3 separate regions of the Homo sapiens genome follow, and regions 1 and 3 are each linked to region 2. A link is a contact called in ENCODE Hi-C or POLR2A ChIA-PET data. All regions are on one chromosome and are shown on one strand. The core of a region is the stretch at or near the end of the contact, and the rest is flanking DNA. Distances in the headings are between cores, read along the strand shown.

What was found. Hi-C counts contacts between places; a loop is a spot of excess contacts on that map. ChIA-PET counts read pairs that join two places held with the same protein, here RNA polymerase II (POLR2A). Pooled maps may share reads with other maps.
Region 1: a map of B cell shows a loop between it and region 2 (7-fold over the local background). The contact joins the enhancer-like site here to the promoter of CRAT in region 2. A Hi-C loop is called at or near these places in 2 of 168 maps with a recorded cell type or tissue (B cell and Right ventricle myocardium superior), 2 of 37 single-sample maps with no recorded cell type and 3 of 50 pooled maps.
Region 3: a map of CD8-positive, alpha-beta T cell shows a loop between it and region 2 (12-fold over the local background). The contact joins the enhancer-like site here to the promoter of CRAT in region 2. A Hi-C loop is called at or near these places in 1 of 168 maps with a recorded cell type or tissue (CD8-positive, alpha-beta T cell) and 7 of 50 pooled maps. POLR2A ChIA-PET finds 5 or more read pairs at or near these places in 1 of 52 experiments (WTC11).

Annotation. Positions count from the first base shown.
Region 1 is chr9:130,060,618-130,063,817 of GRCh38, forward strand. The region is part of intron 1 of GPR107 (G protein-coupled receptor 107); the gene reads left to right. Among named protein-coding and RNA genes, the nearest start is that of GPR107, 8.3 kb to the left of the region's middle. Within about 2 kb of position 1,379, at least 4 of the 41 ENCODE cell types and tissues checked have a DNase peak (open chromatin) inside an H3K27ac peak, as active enhancers do; they include B cell, where a contact is called at or near this core.
Region 2 is chr9:129,109,494-129,112,232 of GRCh38, forward strand. It overlaps CRAT (carnitine O-acetyltransferase), which reads right to left and starts at 1,300. Exons shown (of 14, transcript NM_000755.5): 1 at 990-1,300. The coding sequence starts at 1,016. It overlaps PTPA (protein phosphatase 2 phosphatase activator), which reads left to right and starts at 1,922. Exons shown (of 10, transcript NM_178000.3): 1 at 1,922-2,138. The coding sequence starts at 2,108. RefSeq lists silencers at 1,056-1,495, 2,186-2,235 and enhancers at 1,906-2,185, 2,118-2,658.
Region 3 is chr9:128,248,494-128,251,551 of GRCh38, forward strand. It overlaps DNM1 (dynamin 1), which reads left to right. Exons shown (of 22, transcript NM_004408.4): 19 at 90-260; 20 at 1,622-1,863; 21 at 2,232-2,447. Among named protein-coding and RNA genes, the nearest start is that of MIR3154, 5.0 kb to the left of the region's middle. RefSeq lists an enhancer at 1,494-1,633 and silencers at 1,804-2,303, 2,314-2,403. Within about 2 kb of position 1,723, at least 9 of the 41 ENCODE cell types and tissues checked have a DNase peak (open chromatin) inside an H3K27ac peak, as active enhancers do; they include CD8-positive, alpha-beta T cell, where a contact is called at or near this core.

The DNA of each region.
Region 1 (3,200 bases), core at 129-2,628, 950 kb after region 2:
TGATTTTTATATTGTGTTAAAAACACAATATTTTGATGACTGATCATTCTGGCTTTCAAGTAGATGCTGCAAATGAGCAAGTGGACAGGAAGTGCTTTGCTAAAGCCTCAGAAATTTGGGCATTTCTTGGGTTTGATACTTCTATGATAATTATCCACAAATTATAACTCAAATACTCTAGACTTTGTGTCAGCAGCTTAGCAAGGCATGTAGTTTAGAGCAGAACTTGGGAATAGCCAGTCCTCACTGCTGTCGAGTGCAGTGTAACTTCTGGGCTAGTCATATTAGAAGCCTTCCTCGCTGATGGGATCTAGACTAGAAGATGTTGGATGAAAAGATAAGTTAAAGCAGAACATCACACAAAAGGAGTATGCACCTGAAACTTTATTTTGACTTAAAATCTGCCAATATACATTCATTGACTTAAATGAGTGACATTAAGCTTACTGGATGACTTCGCAACACATGCCTTCTGTCTCTTACTCATTCAACAAATACTCTTCAGGTGTCTTTTATATACCGGGTGGGCACTTCTAGACACAGGCTGAGGCAGTGAGCGGGACTAAGCCCCGACCTTTGTGGAGTATTCATTCTAGTGGTAATGGACAGCTAGCTTCTAAACACCTGAATGCACAAGTAATTTAAAAATGGGATAAATTGATGAGAAAATAAAACAGTATTGGAACCAAGAGTAATGGAATTGGAAATTACTGTGGAGAGAGACTCTGAAGAGTTAATATGTGAGTGGACTTAATGAATGAGCCAGGCATTTGAGGGTCTAGGGAAGAATATCACAGGCAGAGGAACAGGAAGTGCAAAGTCCCTGAGTGGGAGCATCTTCATGTTCCCATGTCTATGGAGGCCCCTATGGCTGGAGCAGAGTGATCTAGGGGAGAGGTACACATGAGCCTGGAGGCCATGGTAGGATGTGTGGATTTTATTCTGCGTGATGAGGAACCTGCCCTGGTTTTTGGCATAGGGAAGTAGTTTCCTGAAGAAGTGACATTAAAGCTGAGACTGGAAGAGTAAGAATTAGCCAGGGCAGGCCGGGCGTGGTGGCTCACGCCTGTAATCCCAGCACTTTGAGAGGCCAAAGTGGGCAGATCCCCTGAGGTCAGGAGTTCAAAACCTGCTTGGCCAACATGGTGAAATACTTTCTCTGTTAAAAATACAAAAATTAGCCGGGCATGGTGATGGGCACCTGTAATCCCAGCTACTCGGGAGGCTGAGGCAGGAGAACCACTTGAACCTGGTAGGCCAGTGAGGCCAGTGAGCCGAGATTGCACCACTGCACTCCAGCCTGGGTGACAGGGTGAGACTCTGTCTCAAAAAAAAAAGCATTAGCCAAGGCAAAATGAGGTTAGAGCTTATGTCTGGAAGAGGAAGTGAAAGAGATTGATTGTTCGTGTGCCACTCGGATTCTTAGTTTCCTACTTTGTAAAATAAGGATAATGGTAGCTTTCCCACAGGGTAGTTATGAGGATTAGATAAAATTATGTAAAATAATAGCACTGAGGCTGGGTACGGTGGCTCACACCTGTAATCCCAGCACTTTAGGAGGCCAAGGCGGGTAGATCACCTGAGGTCGGGTTTGAGACCAGCCTGGCCAACATGGTAAAACCCCATCTCTACTAAAAATACAAAAAATTAGCCGGCGTGGTGGCGCATGCCTGTAATCCCAGCTACTCGGGAGGCTGCGGCAAGAGAATTGCTTGAACCTGGGAGGCGGAGGTTGCAGTGAGCTGAGATTGCGCTATTGCACTCCAGCCTGGGTGACAAGAGCAAGACCCTGTCTCGAAAATGATAATAATAATAATAATAATAATAATAATAATAATAATAGCACTGAGTAGTAGACTGATCTAAGTAGTAGTTCATTCATTCAACGTTTATTAAATACCTACTATGTGCTAGGCACTAGAGATATACAAATGAGACAGGCCCATAGACAGGTAGTTATGATATAGCATGGTGGCTCTTTCGCCTGCCTGCCTGCCTGCCTGCCTTCCTGCCTTCCTGCCTGCCTGCCTGCCTGCCTGCCTGCCTTCCTTCCTTCCTTCCTTCCTTCCTTCCTTCCTTCCTTCCGTTTGTCTGTCCATCCGTCTTTTATTTTTTTTTAAATAAGAGTGTCTCACTCTGTCACCCAGCCTAGAACTCAGTGGTGCAATCATAGCTCACTGCAGCCTCAAACGTTTGGGCTCAAGGGATCCTCCTGCCTCAGCCTGCCTGCCTAGTAGCTAGTACTACAGGTGCACACCACCACATCTGACTAATTTTTTTATGTGGATATTTTGTAGAGATGGGGTCTTGCTACTTTGTCCAGGCTGGTCTTGAACTCCTGGTCTCAAGCACTCCTACCACCTTGGTCCTGAACTCTTTATGAGAGGATAAGACAGGGAAGATTTGGTTATTTTAATACCAATGTCTGGCGTATTTGAACTAGAATGACTCCTAACCTCAGTGTACACTGTAAATGATCTTTTTTAAACAGACATTTCAGGGTTTCATCTCTTTTAAGTGTGAATATCTATTAAGCAGCTGCTCTTTAGCATGTGTGTATACATAAAAATATAACATGCTTTTTTTTTTTTGAGACGGAGTCTCGCTCTGTCGCCCAGGCTGGAGTGCAATGGCATGATCTCAGCTCACTGCAAGCTCCACTTCCCGGGTTCATGCCATTCCCCTGCCTCAGCCTCCCGAGTAGCTGGGACTACAGGCGTTTGCCACCACATCCGGCAAATTTTTTGTATTTTTAGTAGAGACAGGGTTTCACCGTGTTAGCCAGGATGGTCTCAATCTCCTGACCTCATGATCTGCCCGCCTTGGCCTCCCAAAGTGCTGGGATTACAGGCATGAGCCACCGTACCCGGCTATAACATGCTTTTTAAATTATTTAAAATTTTTTTCAGTTTTTAATTATTTTTTCCTATTATTTGTTTTTCTTCTTTATTCAAGTTTCCACACTCCACATCAAACATGCCTTTTTTAGTGACTGCTGTTTGGTGGCATGTATGCCAGTGTGCTTCCTTCTGAAAATACCAGTGTAGTATAATAAAATATTTGATTGCTGGGGTTTCTTAATAAAACAGCCCTGGGAAATTCCAGTGATTGCTTTGTCTTTTTTTTTCTTTTTCCTTTGTATTGCTTCCCTTTACTACTACTGTATAGATTTTTTTCTTCATGGAGTTTATTCTTTTTTT
Region 2 (2,739 bases), core at 50-2,549:
CTGGGATTGGGCTGGATTTGAATGAGCAGGTCCAGGGGACTCTGGGCAAGTCCCTCCTTGCCTCAGTTTCCCTGCAGGAAGGTAACCAGTCCAGTCGGATGGTCCTGGAGGATGATCTAGAGGCTGTTTGTGGGATGGATGCAGCTTGGGAGACAGTGACAAGGGTGCGGTGGAGGCTCAGGGTGTTGCAACACCTAAAAGAGCCTCTAGGCCTGAGCCTGGATGCACCCTCCGCCCTCTGGCCCCGTAGTGTGTGTCTGAGACAGAGTGAGACACCAGCAACATATGCTTGGATCAGGGACGGAAGGGACTGAAATTAGGCTAGCATCCGGGCTGCTCACCGGGGAGGACTGAGGGGTAGATATAGCCAGGGTGGGGAAGGGGGCTAGAGGGGAGGATATAGCCAGGGTGGGGAAGGGGGCTGGAGGGAAGGATACAGCCAGGGTGGGGAAGGGGGCTGGAGGGGAGGGAGACCATGGGGCTGCCACCTGCCAGTTCTGAGGCCTTTCTAGCTTGATGCCTCCGCGTGTTTCTCTGGCCACACACAATTCCCCAGGGACCGTCTGATAAACCAAAGGAGTGTGACCAACTGGACAGGGTCGGAGGAGTGGCTCTGGCCTAAGCGTGCGACGGGTGTGTCAATCGGAGAATAACTGGGAGAGTGAGCTAGGGTCTGGATGCTCCTGGTCTCTCTCCCCTACCGGCCTGTCTCTGGGTCTAAGGGTGGGGGTGCTAACTGAAGCCGGGGTCCCCCTTGTCTTTCCTGGGTCGTTGGAACTGAATGCTCCAGGACGTGGGTTTAATCCCGCTTCTGACCTTGCGCCCCAATCTCCTGCTCTGCCAAACCTGGGACGCCCGCCTGACCCCACCCCATCAGCTGGAGGCCGGGTCGAACAGCGGCCGCAGGACGCGGTCTCCGTTCCCGGACGCAACCGCACGGCCCGCCCAGGCCGTCCAGGGCCCTCAGGCCCGGGATCCGCCGCACTCACCACGGTCCTGGCAGCGAAGGCTAACATCTTCGCTGCCCGTCCGCGGACACGCAGTCCGCTCCGCCCCACACACCGGGCAAAGTCCGCGCCGCCGCCGCCGCGGCTGGGGTCGGTGGGTCCTTGCTAGAGCCTTCGGGCCAAGGTCGCTGAGTTACAGCCGCCAGCCGGTAGAGGCAGCCCCGCGCCCACCCTCTGGGCCGAGCGGGCTGCGGGAAGGCACCCGGGGAGGAGGACTCGCGAGGCGGGGCCTGGGCCGGTAGCGGGCCCCGGGCGGGCAACGGTGCCCGGGAGGTTGGCTGTGGGGCGGGGACGGGGCATCGATGGGGCGGAGTCTCCTTGAGGAGGGACAGGAGGGGCGGGGACGGAGGGGCGGGGCGTCGCCCGGTAGCGGGTCGCAGTAGGCTGGCTGCGAGTCGGGGGCGGGACCACGGCGGGCGGGGACAGAGGGGCAGGGCCGAGGGCGAGTCATTGAGACCTGTGGAGGAGGAAGGAGGAGGTCACCGTCCAGCTGTCTCTCCCCTGTCCCCACATGTCTTCTAAGCTGTTGGAGGTAGTGGTGTGCACCTTTCCAACTCCGTCTGGTGTCCTTGAGCCTAACTCTTAGAGTGATAGGAAAACACAACCATGTTGACCGGGGAATGTCCTCTAATATTCCTTGGGTTAGGGTCAGTACCACCCACAAAGATGACAGGTGGTACTCCGGGACAGGAGACTGTCCCGGAAAAACATGGCTGAGCACAACCCAAACTTGACGCCCCGCACAATCGTGGCAGTCGCGGCGCCCGACGTTCGGGCGGCCGTGAGCGGTCCTAGCGCTTGGCGGCCGTTGGCGCGCATGCGCCCCGCGCGCCCCGCACTGACATGGCCGTCGCCCGGTTCCGCGCGTCCGCCGCGCGCCGGCCGTTAATAGGCTTGCTCCCTGAGCGCCCCGCACCGACATGGCGGCCGTCTTCGCTGTGGTGACTTTAACTCTCGGTTTTCGGTTATAGCCGGCCGGCGCTCACTTGTCTTCAGGAAGCTCGGAGCCTTTGGTGGAGCCGGGGAGAGGAAGGGTGGGTGCAAGAGTGAAAGGCGAGAGGGGACTGCAAGCATCCGGGTCGGCTCCTGGCCGGAGCAAGATGGCTGAGGGCGAGCGGCAGCCGCCGCCAGGTAAGGCCGGCGGGGCCAGGCCGGGCCGGGGTCGGGTAGGGTGGGGGCGGTGCCAGGTGTGGGAGGCTCAGGAGGGCGAGAGTCATGACACGGAGGAACTGGAGGGGCAAAAGCTGAGGGGCCCCGAGGAGGGACTGAGTTGAATGGCCTTAGGGGAGAGGTGGGTGGTGGGGCGCCGCTGGGGAGGGAACCAGGGGCTGCAAAGGGGTGGTGATTGGGGCGCAACTCTGGGTTTTGTGGGAGTCCAGGCTGCCCGAATGCTGGGTGGGCAGCGCCGTGGTCATAAGGGGGCCTTTTGCATCTCTGGGCAGCGCGTGCTTAAGTAAGCTGCTGACTCGGTGGGGAAGCTGCCAGGGAGGGGGGCGAAAGTGATTCCGGAGGCTGCCGTCTTTATTAGTCGCTGCTTAGGGGATGGGGTGGTGCTCCGTGGGCCTGCGCCCGCCTCGCCTCCAGTTTCGGCCTCCGCGTCCTGCTCACCCCTCATCCTCCTACTCTCTGGTTCCAGTGCCTGAGAATTTATTGAGGGAAACTGCCCGTGGTGTCTAAATCCCTAATTTTAAAAGGCTGGTTGTGCAAGGAGGTTAGTCTCTCCGGCATCTCC
Region 3 (3,058 bases), core at 473-2,972, 860 kb before region 2:
GGTACCCTTGGAGGGGCTGAGATCCTGGGGATGCCTGGAGCCTGGCTGCATGGCCTGGCCACCTGATGCCCTTGTGTTCTCCATGGCAGGCCAGCGAGACCGAGGAGAATGGCTCCGACAGCTTCATGCATTCCATGGACCCACAGCTGGAACGGCAAGTGGAGACCATCCGGAATCTTGTGGACTCATACATGGCCATTGTCAACAAGACCGTGAGGGACCTCATGCCCAAGACCATCATGCACCTCATGATTAACAATGTGCGTGCTCCACTGCATGGGGGCAGGGAAATCCTGTGGCACTGGGGATGCAGGTGGCCATGTTGGCCTGGGGGAGATGCCAACCAGCCCTATGGGACCAGGTCCAGGGAGGGAGGCACGGTCCAGACCAGAGCTGTCCAATAGAAATATCATGAGGGGCTGGGCGCGGTGGCTCACACCTGTAATCCCAGCACTTTGGGAGGCCAAGGCAGGTGGATCACGTGAGGTCAGGAGTTTAAGACCAGCCTGGCCAACATGGTGAAACCCCATCTCTACTAAAAATAGAACAATTAGCCAGGTGTGGTAGCGTGAGCCTGTAATTGCAGCTACTCGGGAGGCTGAGGCAGGAGAATCACTTGAACCCAGGAGGCGGAGGTTGCAGTGAACCGAGATCCTGCCACTGCACTCCAGCCTGGCCGACAGAGCGAGACTCCATCTCAAAAAAAAAAAAAAAGAAGAAGAAATATAATGAGGGGCTGTGCACGGTGGCTCATGCCTGTAATCCCAGCACTTTGGGAGGACAAGGCAGGAGGATCACTTGAGCCCAGGAGTTCAAGACCAGCTTGGGCAACACAGTGAGACTTTGTCTCTACACAAAAATTTTAAAGAATAGCGGGGGTTGGCCGGGCGCGGTAGTTCATGCCTGTAATCCCAGCACTTTGGGAGGCCGAGGTGCGCAGATCACCTGAAGTTGGGATTTTGAGACCAGCCTGACCAACATGGAGAAACCCCATCTCTATTAAAAATACAAAATTAGCCGGGCGTGGTGGCACATGCCTGTAATCCCAGCTACTCAGGAGGCTGAGGCAGGAGAATTGCTTGAACCCGGGAGGCGGAGGTTGCGGTGAGCTGAGATTGTGCCATTACACTCCAGCGTGGGTAACAAGAGTGAAACTCCGTCTCAAAAAAAAAAAAAAGAATAGCTGGGGTTGGTGGTAGCACGTGCCTGTAGTCCTAGCTACTGGAGAGGCTGACATTGGAAGATAACTTTGAGCCCAGGAGGTTGAGGCTACAGTGAGTGGTAATCTCCCCACTGTACTCCAGCCTGGTGAAAGAGCGAGACCCTATCTCCAGGAAGAAGAAAAAAAAAAACAACTGAGTAGACAAGAGTTCTGGTGGCATGATAGGTCCTAAGTCCCCTCCCGGTTCTGTGACCTTGGTCAGATGACTTTTCCTGTGGACCTCAGTGTCCTCATCTGAGTGAGAAAAGCGCGGTGGGGAGGTGAATCTTCCAGTCTACGCAGTGTAGGAGCCGCGTCTGAAAAGCCACACCAGCTCACAGTCCCAGCAGGGCCCGGTGGGGCGGCCAGGGCGGCACAGGCATCAGGTCCCCACCTCCTTCCCTCTTTGCCTACTCGCAGACCAAGGAGTTCATCTTCTCGGAGCTGCTGGCCAACCTGTACTCGTGTGGGGACCAGAACACGCTGATGGAGGAGTCGGCGGAGCAGGCACAGCGGCGCGACGAGATGCTGCGCATGTACCACGCACTGAAGGAGGCGCTCAGCATCATCGGCGACATCAACACGACCACCGTCAGCACGCCCATGCCCCCGCCCGTGGACGACTCCTGGCTGCAGGTGCAGAGCGTACCGGCCGGACGCAGGTACCAGGGCCGGCCCCCACGGCCCCAAAGCCCCCCAGCCCGGGGCCCGCGGGAGGAATGCCGGGACCGGGCAGTGGCGCGCCCGCGTCACCGGGGTGGCTCCCACCTGGAGCGAGGGGCGGAGCTTAGAGAGGGCGGGGCTTGTCGCGGGGCGGGGCTTGCCGTGGAGAGCTGGCTGCAAGGCTGGGTGGAGCTGGGGCGTTGGCGCCGCTGGGGGCGGGGCTTAAGCTCCGGCGACCGCCTTAGGGGTGCGGCAGGGAGGGGCTTGCGTGCATGGGCGTGGCCAGCACTGGGCTGGGGCGGGGCCTCTGGGTGGGCGGAGCTGCTCATCTCGCCTCTCCTTGTTCCTCGCTCCCTGTCGCCCTCAGGTCGCCCACGTCCAGCCCCACGCCGCAGCGCCGAGCCCCCGCCGTGCCCCCAGCCCGGCCCGGGTCGCGGGGCCCTGCTCCTGGGCCTCCGCCTGCTGGGTCCGCCCTGGGGGGGGCGCCCCCCGTGCCCTCCAGGCCGGGGGCTTCCCCTGACCCTTTCGGCCCTCCCCCTCAGGTGCCCTCGCGCCCCAACCGCGCCCCGCCCGGGGTCCCCAGGTGAGTAGGGGCTGAATGCGGCTGGAGAGGCTGCCGGACGGGCGTGGCCGGGAGGGAAATGGGGCTGGATTCCAGAGCATCGGACCTGGCCGCCAGAACCGGCCGTTTCTATCCCAGGCAATCGGACTCTGGGTGCCGGAGCCACGCCACGTGTGGCCGAGGGCTGGCGGAGCCTGCCCCCGAGGGAGCGCTGAGTCCCGGAGGTGGTCGTTTCTGGGGAGGGGGCTGTGGGGCTCGTCCCACCTGCCCCCTTCTTTCCAGCACTTGCATGGCGCTTCCCTCTATTTTCACTCTTGGCGGCCGCCCACACGTTGCATTCCTCCTCCTTTCTTCTTCTTGCTGTCCTCCATCCTCCATTCCGTCCAATTCCTCTCCCAGCCCCTGGGGAGCCTACCTTAGGTCTGACTCTGAACCCCGATCTGCTCTGAGTGTGTGGATTTCCTTCAGCTACCCTGATGTCCCCACTTCCCAGCCCTGACTCCTTTGAGCCATCCCAGGGGGTGTCCAGCCACTGGCCCACAGGAGCAGAGGCCAGGCTGTGACTGTGTGACTAGAAAGGTGTGTGATGTGTGTGTGGGCGTGCACACGAGTGTGAGAGTGTAAGCATGGCA